Regions from separate parts of the Homo sapiens genome. Here region 1 is linked to region 2. Evidence: chromatin loops called from intact Hi-C (ENCODE). Cell type or tissue: sigmoid colon. All regions are shown on one strand. Links, peaks and the distances in the headings refer to the core of each region. The heading gives the core; the rest is flanking DNA.

Region 1 (8,336 bases), core at 94-8,093, 46 kb before region 2:
GAGCCATCATGCCCGGCCTAGGCATGAATTTTAAACAGCACCCCCACTTTCTGTACTCTCTCTCCCTACCTTCCCTTTCAATGCCTCTGGGCCTCCTTTGGAGGCGCCCGGCAGGACTCAATGGCAATAGAAGAGGAGGAAGGCAGAGAAGACTGAAAAACGAACCAATTTCTCCACACTTCATCTTAGGATTCATTCTGTGGTAAGGTGTCGGGATTGTCCACTAGTTCCTTCTATGGTAAATGAAACTATTTTGACTTAAAAACATTTGGTGAAAATATCTCCCTCATTTCTATCCTGAGAATAAATTCCCTGTAGAAACTGAGCTATCAGTGCGAAAAGTGTAAAATATGGCCAAGTCAGAAATTTTGTCAAAAGAGCCTATTTTTAATGGATAAGCCAGATTTCTATCTAAAGTAGTTGATTTGCCCTGGTACTATTTCTACAGCCAAGTTTCCTCAGCTGTTTTTGATTGTTAAATATATTGGTATCACTAGGGTTAAGAATTGCTTGAACATATTGGGTTCTTTTAAATCCTTAAAATAACCATATTATGTATGAAGGCTCATAAAATTAGAGCTGGTAGAAACTTAGGTAGATCAAGGGATTCTTAGAAAAGTCAGTTATCAGCTGTACCAGCTCCAAAGTGACACTGTACCATCTGCTAAGTCTTTCTACAGCTACTGAAGGACACATGTACTGGATAAAAAGATCATTCCTTAGAAAAGCCAAAAAGAAAATTTCCTGTGCTAAGTTGGGTCTAGCAAAGATTTTCTGTTTTGCACTTTCATTTGACCTAAAATACTATTTTAGAAGTTTTTTAAATCCCAGAAATAAAAAATTTGAAGTAAAAAGAATATAAACACAGTAAGGTTTGAGATTATTTATTTTGTCTATTTTCCCATTTTCTCCAATATTTTGTGCTTACCATCAGCATGCATCACATATTTTCTTGCCTGAGAGTTGGCCCTTGACACACACAGGTGACATTTGACAGACTGGGAAGACTTCTTAAACAAATACCAGCCCAGAGTTGAAATGGAAATGGGCCAGTTAGCAAACAGATAATAAATAGAACCCATGAGGCAGAAAGATCTTGGCCCCATCCCTGTTGGGAAAGAATTCATAATAAAATTATGCAACGGTCTGAGAGCCTCTCGAGGTTGAGCACAAAGCTTGAAGAAGCTTCATCAATTTAAAAAGAGAGCCACAGTTTCTTTCCCCACAGTTAGGTTTACCAGATAAAATAGTGCAATATTTGGGACATACTTATACTAAAAAAGTATTTTTTTTTTGAAATTCAAATTTGACTAAATGTTCTATATTTTTACTTGCTAAATCTGACAGCCCTATCAATAACAATAAAATGGCAATTTAGCATGGGCCTCTACAATCTGGTATCATCAGGTTGGAATCACCACCCAGAACCTTTCCTCCACCCCCAACTCCCCACAAACTCCTCCTGCTAAATAACCAAACAATTGGACTCTTTGTGCAAAAACAGGTCAAGGAAGTATAAATACGATAAATCAGCTTCTGGGATTGCCCTGGCCCAGCTAAAAAAGGTTCAAGTGAGTCCAGAATGGTTAGGGAAGTAATTGTTTCTTTCCTAATCTTCACCTGGGGCTACTGAGGGACACCCTTCTTACCCCCATCCAGTCATTCTTCCTTCATTTCTGTGTTGTCTTCTGCTATGTAATAATTGAGCGTTATTATAGAGCAGAGGTTGGTGGATGGAACAAGGTAACCAAGATCACTCAGCTGGCCTCATTTTCCCTAGGGCTCATTTAAAGGCAAGGATGGTCTCCACCTTCCCTCACTTTGCACTCTTGATGTGTGAGTTTCTGACTTGTGAAGCATCTCTGTGACCTGAGCTTTTAGTTTCCTTTGGTGTTTCCCTTTTCATACTAAGGTTGATCCAAGGTCCCTTATACCCAAAGGATAGCCTACAAAACCAGGTGCTGAATAAAGTGCTTCAGGCTCTTCCTCCTTGAGCCTTAGCATTGGGTCTCCATAATAAAGTATCTCTTAATAAAGCAGTATTTGATTCCTAGTGTGCTATTCATTCTCAAGGGTTCAACTCTTTTGTGTAGAGGAGGAAAAACTTTTTCCTCTGCCTTCTTAGATTGAGTGCCTGGGCCCTGAAAATGAAACTGACAAAAGACAGATTAACAGGAGAAGGGATTTATTATGTACTGTACACATCAGAGCTACTTATCTTGCCCTAGGGTCCCAATTGGGAATTCCAACCCAGTGATCTCTGAAGAGCATTTTCTGATTAGCATCATGATTAATCACACACAAATAGAATTTACACACAGAACAGGAATTCCTTAAGCTCACAGACAAATGTAAAAGCAAAATCAACAGGCATCTCTTTCTGAATTCCCACACTAAGAACCCTCTTCAGCAGTTAGTGTCTGGAAGCTTTTCTGGGTTTTTAGAAAAGACTTGTGAACTCCACTAAAACAGATGCTCCACTGGGGTTTTGGACACTTGATGTCTTGGAGAGTTCTGTTTATAAGGCCCAACCTAGAGGAGTTGAGTCTGGGATAAATCACTTTGTATATAGGAAGCACATTTACCCTCAGCCTTCCATTCTACCACCTGTATCATTTTTGTGTAGGTGAAGTATGAACAAACTATTAAAGAGGAGGAGTCAAAAGCGGGGCTGAGACTGTAGAAGTCAGGCGACCACCTACCTAGCTTTGGTGATGGAATAAAATGGAAGAAGGAGAATGAGTCCTTGGAGAAAGGTGTTGGAGATAAATACATTTAAGTGTCTTAATGTGTTGTCTCATTGGAGCTAATAATTATTATATATGATAATTACATAACCCCTTTTTATTTGTGGAGACCAGAGGAAGAGGGGATGGAAGCAGGAACTCAAACTCAAGTCTAGGTCTGGCTCCAAAGCATGTGTTCTTTCCCTTTCCCTCTCTAACTCTGTCTGTAGGTTTACTAGCTGCACTGCATTGTATTGGTACTGCATCTGCCCACAGTACGATGGGGCCTCCCGTCGCTCTGCTGGGCCCCAAGGCTGCCTCTGCTGATCCCTGACTACCAACCTTATTTGCAGCTTCTTGACAGTTACTTTGAAGCCTACCAGCACACGTTGGACCCTGAGGAGAGGTTTACCTTAGCACAAGTGATGACGGACATCGTGCACCGACGCCCGAGGTTTGATCTCAGCCACCCCTATTTCATTAAGGCCTACCAAGAGGAATGCACCTGCCTGAGGCTTCACCTGCAGTTAGTGAGGGGCATCCTCAACCAGCAGGTGAGTGTAGTTGGGTTTTAAAAGACTGCATGTGAGAAGAGGATGGAAAACACAGGCCAGAAATGAAAATAGTGTTTTCCTTCCATTGCAGATCTGGAATCTGTGTTTTCTAGGCCAGCATGTACAGCAGACTTATTTGTAAGCTCATTTGCATTGTTGAAATCCCAGTATAACTATGGTCTTAAAGAGAGATTTCCGCCCCTAATTAGAGTTAATAGTCCACAAGGAATTGATGACCTTAGTTTTCATTAGATCGCGAAGTTTATTTGTAGTGAAAGGAGAACTAATGATATATCTTTTTGACATTAATGTATAAAATTGTGTTTATTTTTTAAAAAGTGTGATTATTTTTGGGACACTGAAAGAAACCATCATATTGTATGTCCTCTAGGGAAACGCTAATGGCTTGAAGCAAACAAGAGACAAAGGATTATTGCCACCTGGTTGAAATTTTTTCCATGTAGTCAACTATTTAACAGAAAGATTTCTCTTTTGCTTCTTAAAATTGTCTGAAGTCAGTTGCCTTTGCTTCCCTTGGCTGTCTGGCTCAGACTGAGAAACCAGCCCATTGCAAAAGAGTCTTCAAAACAATGTCGGGGTGAAAATTAGTCAAATGATGAAGAGACACAAAGGGACAAAATCCTTCTCATGTCAAGGCTTATAACTCATGGCCGTGGGAAAGTTTAACTTTTCTAATTTTAATATTTATGCTACATTTTTAGATAGAACGTCAGCGGGAGTATGTCCAGAGGCTTTGGCGAGAGGATCATCTGGACAATAGCAATACATTTGGACTTCCCCTTAATATAGTTTGCAAACAACTTATTTCCATCAACAATAGCTGGTAAGTTGATGTTGTCTTTAGACATTTTACATGTGATCTTCTAGATTAATTAAGGGTAGAGTGTTAAATCTCAGTACTACTCTATAAAGCACTTCTCAAGTGCTTGGGGGAGATGAAAGAAGTAGGTACAAAGGCCACGAAGGAGGGATTCCCTTGTATATTGAATATCTGTTTGTTTTGTGAATAATAAAGAATAGGAGGCTAGAATTTAAGCATATGCCACTGGGTACAGAATCATTATTCTCTTGAAAAGGCCTGGGGAAAAAGCAGTTACTCTTGAGATGCTGTCAGGATTTAACCAGATGCACCACACGAGCCTACACATATAAAACTTGGATGTGCTTAAAAGCTTCTTAAAAAGGAATTTAAGTGTACTAAAGAGGTTTCTGCAGATTTGCCTTGGAGGGTCACAGCAGAGTTAAATTTAAGGAACAGAGTTAAATTTCCTGTGACCACTCAGAGAGGGTACACACTTTGTCACCCCCTAGATAGGCAGCATAACCATCTACCTCATTCCCTTTTAACCTTTGAGGGTAGAGGAAAGTGGGAAGCAGGTGACAAGCCCCAGGTTGATCTGCGTGGCTCTAGATCATAATCTCTCAATTGCCTCCAAATGGGTGGAGAAATTACATACTTCCTTTCAACAACCAACAGATATTTGTTTAGCACACAGATATGAACAACACAGGCATGGTTCTATGTTCCTGTGAGGTATACAGTCCAACAGTAAAGGCAGACTTTGTGTAAGAAATTGCCATAATGGGTTATGGTATTATCTTGGGAGCAGGCAGGGCATCACGGGACCAAATAGGGGAGATTCTCATTTTTTGAGAAAGAGCCCCGGGCTCAAAACTCTGCATTTTCCCCATAGACCTTCCACAGGACTGATTTCTTCTCTGTAATAAACTTGAGACACCAGCTGTGTGTGTGCAGCTTGCTATGGCAAACATTTACTGTTCAGGAAATGGTTTTTGGCAGAACAGGCTAGGGTTATATGGATACTAAAACCTGCCAGAATAGTCTCAAAAGCAAGTATTATTTGCTTGGTGAGATTCCTTTCCAGACTTTAGGCTGTTTTTTGTTTTTTGTTTTTTTTTTTAAAGATTCGGGACTAAGAAAGATACCATTTGCATCAATGTAAAGGGAGTTACAATGTTCTTCAGTTCTGTGTAGGTATAGAAGGACCCTCGACTTGTGCTGAACCCTTTATATCTAAAGAAATAACCCACAGATGAGTTTTTTTTTTTTGCTTCTGGCCTCATCCATTTATGAAATATAACACCCTTACAGTCAATTTGAATGATTCCAGCAGTTACATACAGCATTTAAAAATTGTCTTTGTCCATTAACATTCTAGGAGAGCAGAGATAAAGATTCAGATGAAAAATAGAAACTAATAACCATGGAAATTATTTGTTTTTTATGTAGTCACTTTTGAGCTATTTTGTTATATATTTGAGTAAATATTGATTATTGACAGTTTTGCTGTATAGTCTTTTTTTTTTTTTTTTTGAGACGGAGTCTCTCTCTGTCACCCAGGCTGGAGTGCAGTGGCGCAATCTCGGCTCACTGCAGGCTCCGCCTCCCGGTTCACGCCATTCTCCTGCCTCAGCCCCCTGCGTAGCTGGGACTATAGGCGCCCGCCACCACGCCTGGCTAATTTTTTTTGTATTTTTAGTAGAGACGGGGTTTCACCGTGTTAGCCAGGATGGTCTCGATCTCCTGACCTCGTAATCCGCCCGCCCGGCCTCCCAAAGTGCTGGGATTACAAGTGTGAGCCACTGTGCCCGGCCTGTATAGTCTTATTCTTATTGAGCTTCTAGAATATACATCTGTGTCTTTCCGTTTTGAAAGGTTCACATTAAACAAAGAACATGTCATGCAACCCTGTTGGTTCTCATACTCTGAGGTCCCTCTGAGCTCTCAGTTTTTCATAATGCACTGGACATATAGAAGCTGTTTTATTGGTCTTTAAAAATATAAAATTCAAATATCTTCGGAAACAGATTAAGTTTGTTGTGTAAAATTGTCATTTGTTGTTCTTTTCTTCAAGCCCAGCTTCAAAAAATGTTTATCTGCTGGAGTTCCACCCTTCCCTCAGCCTGGCAGCACTTATCCCCAAAGCCCTAGAGCATCTCTTCCAAGAGGCCTGCCATGCCTGCAGACCCACATCAGCCAGTGGCCTTGCCTCCCTGGAGCGACATGTCCTGCAGCTGGCCCTGGACCTGTGGCTCACCCCAGCCACGCCTGAGGCCTGGTACAGTACACAGCTCCAGAAAGATGTAAGTTCTTTTTGAAGGGGGTAGTTGGGTCCTTGGCAAGGAGAATGTTTTTTTCCAGGTGTTACTATTTAGCTTTGTTTTTCTGTTTGGCTCTATTCCCCCATTATTTGGCTAGAGACAGAGCTCAGTCATAGGCCTTGTCAACATTTTTATGTCATTTTTTGGGGGATTGGGTCAAAGTTTCTCATTTATAAACATACTGCTACAATTAAAATTTAAAAGGTGATATACATGGGTATGTGGGAAATGTTTTCTGGTTTATTATTTATATTTTAACAAATACATTTTAATTAAAAATGATATATTTTCTTTCCACTAAGACACTTCCTAAATGTGTTCTTTTTGTCAAGATCTGGTAGAAGACAGAAAGCACTGAGTAAGGAGTCAGGGATCTGAATTCAAGTTCAGTCCTGCCATTAACTTGCTGTGTGACTCTGAGCATATATCTTAGCCTCTCTGACCTCACTTTCCTTTTTTTGTAAAACTATGTTTGTGTACTTGGTAGGGGAGGTAGGTGGAGGTGAGCTCGATGATCTCTGAAGCCCCTTTCAGCTCTACTGCTCCATGGTTAAAATTGTGGGTTAATGATTTATATGGTGTTTGTAGTTGGATTTTAATGATTTTCTTTTTCTGTTAAGGCTGTCAAGTTTACCCCTGGGTTTCCAATTTGACCTCATTCTGTGTGCGTTCTTGCTGTGTGACAAAGAAACTTTCATGGGCCCCCCACTGCCAAAACTGTCTGCTCTATAGGTCTGCCTTGGCCTCCTATCCCCTCCTGCCTAAAGTAAAAATTGATTTTATTTTACAGTGATCAAAATAATATAAAATCACAGAGAATTCTAGTAAAAGCAGAAAGAACAAAATTGAATTTAAACATCACCAATCAAATGCATTCATATCATTATTTTTCTGAATTTAAGTATTGTTAATATGTGTGTTGTTCACAGCTATAACCATAGTTTTTGTCCATTGTTATTTCCTCCTCTTCTCAGTTAACATTATACTACATATTTTTCCATAACACTAACTAGTCTTTAGACTTACCTTTATGACCACATAATTCCCATATCTGATGAATAAAAACTTCTCTAATCATTTCTCTATTGATGGACATTCAAGTGGTTTCCAATTCTTCGTTTATGAAAAATGCTATAAGATATATCTTTTTACTTAAAGATTTTTCCATATTTTGAATTGATTCCTTTTGATAGGTTCTTGGAAGCAGAATTACTAAAATAAAATTTAAATATTTGGATACATATTGGCAGATTGCTTTCCAAAGAGTTGTGCCAATTTATAATGGCACTTATATATTCTGAGTACCAGTTCTGCTATACTGTGTAGTATTAGGCAAAAGTATATGATGTATGTGCGAATATACACATATACATAAAAAGTGGTATTATGCTGTTAATTTGCATTTTCTTGCTATTTATTGAACTTAAATAGTCTTTCAAATGTTTTGTTGCTAATTATATTTTTTGTGAATTTTGTTCTTTCCCTTCATTTATTTATCTGTTGGAATCCTAACATTAGTCCTATCTACTTACATGAGCTTCTCTTAAATAAGAACTTTAACCTTCTTTTTGTCTATAATTTTCTACAAATGTTTCCCCATTCATTCCCCCACCACCTTTTTTTTTTTTTTTTTTTTTTTTTTTTTGAGACAGGGTCTCACTCTCTTGCCCAGGATGTAGTGCAGTGGCACAATCACAGCTCACTGCAACCTCAGTCTCCCCAGCTCAAGCTATTCTCCTACCTCAGCCTCCTGAGTAGCTGGGACTCTAGGTGCACACCATCATGCCCAGCTAAATTTTTGTATTTTTAGTAGAGATGAGGTTTCACCATGTTGTCCAGGCTGGTCTCCAACTCCTGGGCTGAAGCGATTCCCCCACCTTGGCCTCCCAAATTGCTAGGATTATAGGCACGA
Region 2 (8,336 bases), core at 57-8,056:
AGGCAAAATCTGCAGGGAGGTGATCTGGGGTGCTTCCCAGACTGGACAGGAGTGGACTTGGATCAGTGTAGAAAATAGGAGGGACAGTCCTAGCAACATAAGAAAAGGACACTGGCGAAAGCAGCAGGCAGAACTGCACGTGGCCAGTCCAGAGTAGTGAACCTACCTGTGAACGAACCATGAGTATGGCTCTGAGGAACAATGGGAAATGAGGCCAAGTTGAGGACCTAGAATTCAGGAAGAAGGGAATTGTTTTCTTGCCATTTCTGCATTGTGAACCCAGAAACCATTGAGATATGTGGGGCCCAGGCTTTCTGAAGCATGCAGAGAGGCCCACATTGTCATGTTACACATTTGTGCTCCAGGGAAAATGTACAGTTTTGCATGCTCTGCTTTGCTCAAAATAAAGAGCAAACTTAAAAAAATATATATCCCCTCCAAGATAATCTTTTTAAAAAGACTAGGCTGCTTAGTTCCTGGCCTGTTTCCCAGAGGAGGCAAGAAGAACTAAGGGAAAAGATGAAATGAGAGTCTGTTTCTTTAAGCCATCTCAGAACAATTTAGAGTTCGTTCTAAATTGTTAGTTCTAATTTTTAGTTAGTTCAAATTACTTTTGTGGATTTGTATGCTTTAAAGTATTTTTAAAACAAATCTTGAGGGAAACTCAAGATTTCAGCTTTTGGTCCTCCCCTTGACTGACGAAAACAGCTCTTAGACACTGTGGACCAGCTCTGTGGATACAGCCAATTCTCTCCTTCCCTGAAAGCCAGTAACTCCCTTTGAAGTCCACGTGAAGCAGAGGATGTAATCAGAATGTGGACGTTTACACTGTGACTTCCTTTGCAAAGGATAAGGAGGCCAATTAAAGCCCAAATACTTCACACTGAACTTAGGGTTTCAGGAACTCTCTAGACAAACGAGGAATGAAGTGTACGAGCTCTGAGTCTTCATGCAGAGACAGGGCCACTGTGACTCCTCTCTCTCTCCCTCTCTCTCTGGCTGCCTGGCTGTCTGTCTTCTCTGACTTCCCAAACAGGACCCTCTTGGGAAAGACATGAGCAAAGGCTCCTTTCCCAATGTTTCCTGGCACAGGGTTCACCCTAGCCTCACCACCATCGCTGCCTGCAACAACCCTCTGCCCTGTCCCCACCGCCAGGCTGCTTGTCCTGCCACCTCCCCTCCCACCAAGCCTCTTGACTCCACAAAGGAAGGAAAGTCAGAATGAGGATTTAAAGATCAGTAAAATAACAAAGGAAAGGCAGTCCTGCCTCCACATCTGTATTTTAATGATAATACTACATATCAACATACAACAATTTTGCTGGGAAGCGATCACCTGCCAGTAGTATATAAATGATGGAAATGACAGAAAAAAAAATCACCTGTAAGCCAGCCACTCTAACAAGTGAAATAATTTTATTTATCTTTACTCCCTTCTAGCCCATGCCCAAATATATTCCATATTTACATTTTACCCAGCTTTAACCATAAGGTATGTGTAATTTTATATTCTCCTTTTTTCATTGTCGTTGCAGAGGATTAGAAAAATTTCCCCTGGTTACTGCATAGCCTGATAGAGTATATTACTTTTAGACCGAACACACTAGGCCTTGAACAAATGAGGCTCCCTGACCACCTCTCCTCCTTCCCACCACCACAAAAGTTCTTGCACAATTCACTCTAATATGACTCTTTTTCTGGTGAACTCTTCAGTCCAATAGAACTATCAGATTTAGAGGAGTCATAAAAGAGTTTGCTGATTGGACTCTATTATTTGGGGCTGGAAACAAAAATAAAACACATTTTTTATTGTATAAAACAGCAAATGGATATGAAATCTGATCTGCTCATCTGTTCTTAAAGCCAAGAGCACATGTTATACATGTTAGCAACCGTTCTCAGCCCTGGATCTGCCTGATCAGGCTCTCATGGACAGCTTCCCCCTCCCACAACTCTCTGCTTTCTGCTTTCTTAGTCGGTAGATGCTGGAGCCCAGTACTTGGCTAGGGAGGAAAGAAGGCTGCTTGCATGTGGACCAGCTGTCAAGATAGAGCATCTCCAGAAATGCCCTGTGGGCTTCCTGTCTCACTCCTGCCTTGGACTGCACGTCGAGGCATTGTGATCAGTTTTCACAATCCTAATAACAGGGATGTCCTCTCAGGGTAGAAAACGATCACTATGTTCACAGGGATATTTCAGACCAGCTGACATTCTGGTAGCCCTGTAAGTGTGAGCCCAGCCATGTTCCCCAAGGGCTCATCACTTTCCACTGTGCTATCCTGTTCTGACTAGCTCCTTCTCTATGCCAGTAACTAGGATATACATACTTAGATGCTAGGATGGTCATCCAGACTCAGGCTGGGTTCCACATCCCAGCACTGAGTGACCCACAGGCCCCTAAGTTAGATTTTTACCCAAAATGAATACAAATCTATGTATATGTAGCCTACTCTTGCAGTAAGGGTCTAAGAAATAAGGCAAATATGGATCCCTCACATTTACTCCTAAAATGACTAGAATCTCCTAGAGGGATATGTATGCATATGTATATGCATGTGTATGTATACATATGTGTGCATATCTTTATATATACACATATGCACATGTGTTTTTTACTTGCTTTGGATGGTCTTGAGTCTTCTTTAATCCATGAGCCAGTGACAGGGAGTGCTGATTTGGATATAGCATGGCAATGAGAGATGAGTGCTGATTCATAATCTTTGATGGTTTCAAGTGCCTAACAGATATACTAAGGACTAGACTTTCCTATTCCTGTCACTTCTCCTTTTTGTTCTATTTCAAGACCATGGCCTTATAAATTTTAAAACTTTCTTTCCATGGCCTGCTCTTATTGTACTGAAAAGCCAAGCAAATTTTTATCTTCCTGAGGAAGGAAGGAGACATAAATCAGACCTTTGATTCTACAGCATAAGGCTTTGCTGGTCTTGCAAAACATATAATTAGTATACCCACAAACAAAACAAGGGAAGTCTGATTAGGTGACAAGTATGGGACAAAATGTTGGTTTACTGGTTTAGCTATAGTAGCCTATATTTCACACTGTCAGACTAAAATGTTGTCCATCTTCTAGGGTCTGAGCTTCAAGAGCTGCAGAACATGATTGACAGCCTCCAGAGCCCCCAAGACCCTATCCGGGTGGCCCAGGCACTCCTCCTCCGGAGGGAGGTTATATTTTTGCAGTTTGACGCTGCAGTAAGGCATCTCATCCGGTAAGGGCTGGAGCACTAATCCTGTTCTAGTAAATTCTGCAGCGGAGGTGTTTGCTGAGTGACCATATAGGGAGGCCACTCTTGGCAAGGTTAGATAATGAGCTTAAAATAGTCATGGGCACAAGCAGATCCAGAACGCCATGGCTACCAAACATGACCTGCCGCAAAGCCTGTCTGTGAGAATATGTTCTTGTTGGCTAATAACACTCTTGATTTTAGCAAATGTAATTTCAGAACAGTTCATATAATGATTGCTGCTTTCAGTGTACAGGGGGTTCTACTGGGAATAACATTTTTGTACTTCTAAAGATGATTAGGTTTTTTTTTTTCAACATTTGTTTACCTTTCAAAGAGACAGAATTTTTACTGCCCCTCTCAAGCTAATGGAATTGGCTACCAGCGTTAAATTTATAAATAAATCCATCTACCTCTAGCCTTGTAGGTACTATTGTGTTAAGTACTCCACATACAAAAGGAATGTTTCAATTGGTTAATTAATCATGATGCTGATGGGAAAATTAGCTTGGATTAAGTTTCATAATGTTTCCAGTATAAATAAGTTTTGTATGAGAGGGAAGGAGGGTTAGCCCTAAAGGTCTCTGCTTATTTTTTAATTGTCAAAATTAACTTTTTTGGGTTAGCTCCCGGTGTGAGTATTTAGCCACTGAGAGGGCCTCAGAGGGCTGTCTGTGCTCTTACCTGTAGGTTGCAGCTGCTTTCCACTGCACTTGTGGGCATCCATGGAGAATGACAAGGTGGGGGTTGCACTGAACTGTCTTGTTCTTTTTCTACTCTCAATCTTCTTTACTCTGACATCAGAGGACTCTTGGATTTAGAATGTAAATTCAGCAGGACAAAAATCAGGCTAATTTGTTGTCTTTATATTGACAAATAGCTTCCTGAGCTGTAGCTTAGTCAAGCAGGTAAGATGTAAAGCCTCAGACAATTATCAGGATGGCCATTTGTTAGTCCTCTGGGCTCTGAAAGCCCAAGGTCAGAATTTGCAAGGATTTTACATACTGGTGAAGAAAAGTCCTTTTTGGATTTTAGCTATGAAGGATTCTGTTTGGTACTGCTCTCCCAGGGGAACCACTCTGCTTCCAGGAAATCCCCTGGAATTGCTTTGCCAGGGCTTTCTTTGTCCTCACACTCGGTCTACAGAAATGGAGGGCATTGTGTCCTATTTCTGGTTTTATGTACTTTTCTGTGACCCTCTGGAGAGAATCACCCAGATGGTTCACCCCACTGTGTCCTCCACTGGTTACATTTCCCCAGCCTTTTTTCTTCAGAGCTGTTCAGATTGTGTGTGTTTGGAATTATACAGCTAGTAAGTGGCAGACTAGAATTAGAACCTAGGTGTGTTTGACTCCAAAACCCGAGATCTATGATGGAGACCAAGCAGCAGCATGGACAGAGAAGAGGATGCTGAAGAAAAGGCAAGAGGCAGGAGAAAAAGAGAAGCTAAAAGATAAATGTCATCCCTCTTGATTGTTTTACTTAGTGCTGAACCTGTAAACAAGGGAAGTCCTCAGAGAATGGAAAGAGATAGGAAGCTTGGGACAGTTCCCTGACCCTTCCTGGAGCTCACCAAGACTGAGCAAACCTGACTGTTTACCCCAGGAATTTTCTGCCCATGTAAGCTGAAGGCTTCTCCAGAATTTGCAAAGGAAAAACTGAACTCTTACCTGGAATAAGGGCGGCATGCTTCACAGATGAGGGTGGGGTATAGGGGGAGGAAGGATGTTGCTCAGGGGTGACAGGACAGTAGCCCTGTAAAGTCGCTGAAAATTTGGCTCCTGCTTCTCTGTGGCATAGATCATCTTGGGTACTGGCTATGTGCATGTTTCTAGGCACAAAACATTTCACTCTGCCCGTCTCAACCCCCCTCTACTAGCCAAAGGGCTGATGGAAATTGATAGCTGTCATCCGAAGGGTTGGATCACACTGACCAGGGCCCAGCATTCATCTCTGGACATGTCCACCAACCTGCAGGAGTTATTGATTAGCCAATTCAAGAAATGCCCGAGGATTGAGTTATCTTTAGTGCCAGGTGAATTAGTCATTTGCATTGAAGGTAAATGCTTGGGTGACAAAGCAGTTCTATCCAATCTCATCTATTTAAGTAAGGAGTTGGCAAACTACTGCTGGAGGTCTCTGCCGATTTTTGTATGGTCTGTGGGCTAAGGATGGCCTTCCCATCTTTAAATGGTTGAAAAAAATGTGTAAAAGAATAGTATTTTGTGACCCATGAAAATGCTATGGAGTTCATATTTTCATGTCCGTAAATGAAACATTGTTGGAACACAGTCATGCCCATTCACTTACGGATTGTCACCGCTTTCACACTACAACCACGGAGCTGAATAGTTGCCACAGAGTCCGTAGGGTCTGCAAAGATGAAAATATTTACCATCTGGTCCTTTAAGAAAAAGTTTAGGCTGGGCGCGGTGGCTCAAGCCTGTAATCCCAGCACTTTGGGAGGCCGAGGTGGGTGGATCACAAGGTCAGGAGATCAAGACCATCCTGGCTAACACAGTGAAACCCCGTCTCTACTAAAAATACAAAAAAAAAAAAAAAAAAATTAGCCGGGCATGGTGACGGGCACCTGTAGTCCCAGCTACTCGGGAGGCTGAGGCAGGAGAATGGTGTGAACCCGGGAGGCGGGTGAGCTGAGATCTCGCCACTGCACTCCAGCCTGGGCTAAAGAGCGAAACTCCATCTCAAAAAAAAAAAAGTTTAGTTTTTTATCCCCTGATTTAAAGAATACAATTCGTTTGCACTTTAGGGGTAGAAGGAAAGAAAGAAGTCCCTCAAAGTTACTCTATAGCACGGTATAAAATATATAGCATGAAACATGCCTTTAGTCTGAATGTATTGTTGATGTTCAGGGTGATTAGGGTAAAAAGGAGAAAGCTGAAGAGATATCCTGATAATATAATCCTTCCTGCAGCAAGCCTGCTTTAGGAGTACATCAAGGAATTTCTAAAGAAAACAACACGAGCCTCTCATTCCTTGAATGTTTGTTGCTTTTCTCTTCATTTTTGTTTTTGTTTTTGAGACAGAGTCTCACTCTGTCTCCCAGGCTAGAGTGCAGTGGCATGACCTCAGCTCACTGCCACCTCTGCCTCCCAGGTTTAAGTGACTCTCGTGCCTCAGCCTCCCGAGTTGCTGGGATTACAGTTGTGTGCAACCACACCCGGCTAATTTTTGTATTTTTCGTAGAGATGGGGTTTCACCATGTTGGCCAGGCTAGTCTCGAACTCCTGACCTCAAGTGATCCGAGTGCTGGGTATAGGTGTGAGCCACTGCACCCAGCCTTCTCTTCATTTTTGAATGTGTTTTTATTTTCATGCTCACTTACTCAGCTCTCTCTAAACATGCAGATATTTATGTGTGCTTTGACAGCTGGGTGTGGTGGCTCACTCCTTTCATCCCAGCACTTTGGGAGGCCTATGTGGGAGGATCCCTTGAGCCCAGGAGTTTGAGACTGTTGTGAGCTATGGTTGTGCTGCTGCACTCCAGCCTGGGCATCAGAGATCCTGTCTCTAAACACAAAAAGAAATAAAAATTAAAAATAAAGTGTGCTTTGGGTTGTCTGGGGATTCCTGGGAGACACAAAGGAGCCTGGGCCCTCACATGAGCAGTGCTGAACTCATGGCCACGGCCCTCGTTTTTGGTATCTGATAAGCAAAGAGCTTTTGCCTGTCCTCCTCCGGGCCACTTTCCAGGTTTCATTATGTTGTTACCTGGAGGAAAACTCTAGCATGTGCCCTGTGAGTTCCCTGAGGTTCAAAATAGCTTTTACTGATGGCAAGAAGATTAAACTTTCCAATGCCACATCACTGACTCACACTTGGAGTTTAAAAGTGATCCGTTTGCGATTTAAAATCAGTTAATTCAAGATTCTCCCTCTTCCCCTTTGTTTTAATCACCTCCTCTTCACTTGCTGGAGAGGGAAGGGTTCTGCCTTAGGGTCATGGGGATGGCTGAACACACAACACCTGACCCTGGACAGATGGGGTGAATGGTAATTTATTAGTCACAGACACAATCCAGAGGAAGAGGACACTGCCCCCCTACACAGGGCCACTTGGGAACAGAGTGAACAAGCAAGGGCTGTGGGAGGCAGGTTTTGTAATATCAGGAGAGTGTGATGTTCTGTGCTTCACACAGGAAGGGGTGATTGATTTGAATAATGCTGTGGTCTGGCAGGGAACTGAAACTACTACTCAGGGATAAGCAGGAATTGCACCTGGTTCCTTTGATAAGGAAGGTCGTTAAACCTGGAGACCTTATCTGTGGGAGCGGAGTGGGGAGTGGGGAACTTTGTGGCTAAGCTATTTGAGGCCTCCCGATTTTGCCAGAAGTCAAGGCAGCACAAATTTTGGACCTTAAGTTTAGGGCTCACATGACACTCTTCTTGTTCTTCCATCCTCTCAGAGGTGATCTAAGTTTGTGGCAGTGCTTTCAAATCTTCCTGGCAGTTGGGAAGACACAGCCACTTCCCTTATCTCTGCTGTGGGTGAGCTGGCCTCTTCTGGTTAGCCTGCTGTTCAGCACCCCTCTGGGTACCCACATGTGGAGGTCTTTCTCCCCACTTTGAGGGGCTGCCAGTCTTCCTGGGAGGCCACCTCACAGAGAATCCAAGCAAAAGGTACCTTCTGCTCTGGGATACCCTCCTCCAACTTATCCAGCATCTTTCCTTAGGCATCCACTAGAACTAAGCTCTAGAAATAGTCTTTCCTTGTTTAACTGTTATTTCCTTTTAGGCAAGAAAAATCATTCTAATCTATCATACATACTTCCTTCTCTCTGACTTATGGTATAAATTTCATGCTCCAGTCTTCAGGGTTTGTGGTTCTTGATATACAAAGCCATGTTTTGTTTAAAACCAAACAAGAACTTTTCTCCTCCAAACCCCAAGGAGGCTTAAAATTTAAAATTTAGTTTTTATAAAGAACTATTGTCTCAGCTGTTGGTCTTAAAATAATTCATTCAATAAACAATTGATAGCTTTTTTCTAGAGCTACAGCTTCACTATTCAGTTCAGTAGCCACATGTGGCTATTTAATTTACTTTAATTAAAATTATTATTAATTTAAATGA

The links. Hi-C counts contacts between places; a loop is a spot of excess contacts. Peaks named below come from ENCODE experiments on the same cell type or tissue, not always from the same donor. Only the 100,000 strongest peaks of a DNase experiment are listed, where the experiment ranks them.
Region 1: a loop joins it to region 2, with 1.8 times the contacts of the local background. A loop is called at or near these places in 3 of 110 quality-filtered maps.

The regions. Positions count from the first base shown.
Region 1 is chr6:109,251,369-109,259,704 of GRCh38, forward strand. It overlaps the pseudogene CCDC162P. Among named protein-coding and RNA genes, the nearest start is that of CD164, 130 kb to the right of the region's middle. RefSeq lists an enhancer at 1-357. In sigmoid colon, for the core only: no CTCF peak of the experiment used is centred there; no DNase peak of the experiment used is centred there; H3K27ac peaks cover 887 bases.
Region 2 is chr6:109,297,140-109,305,475 of GRCh38, forward strand. It overlaps the pseudogene CCDC162P. Among named protein-coding and RNA genes, the nearest start is that of CD164, 81 kb to the right of the region's middle. RefSeq lists a silencer at 7,101-7,291, an enhancer at 7,441-7,585 and cis regulatory regions at 7,521-7,544, 7,537. In sigmoid colon, for the core only: no CTCF peak of the experiment used is centred there; a DNase peak (open chromatin) is centred at 3,302; H3K27ac peaks cover 611 bases.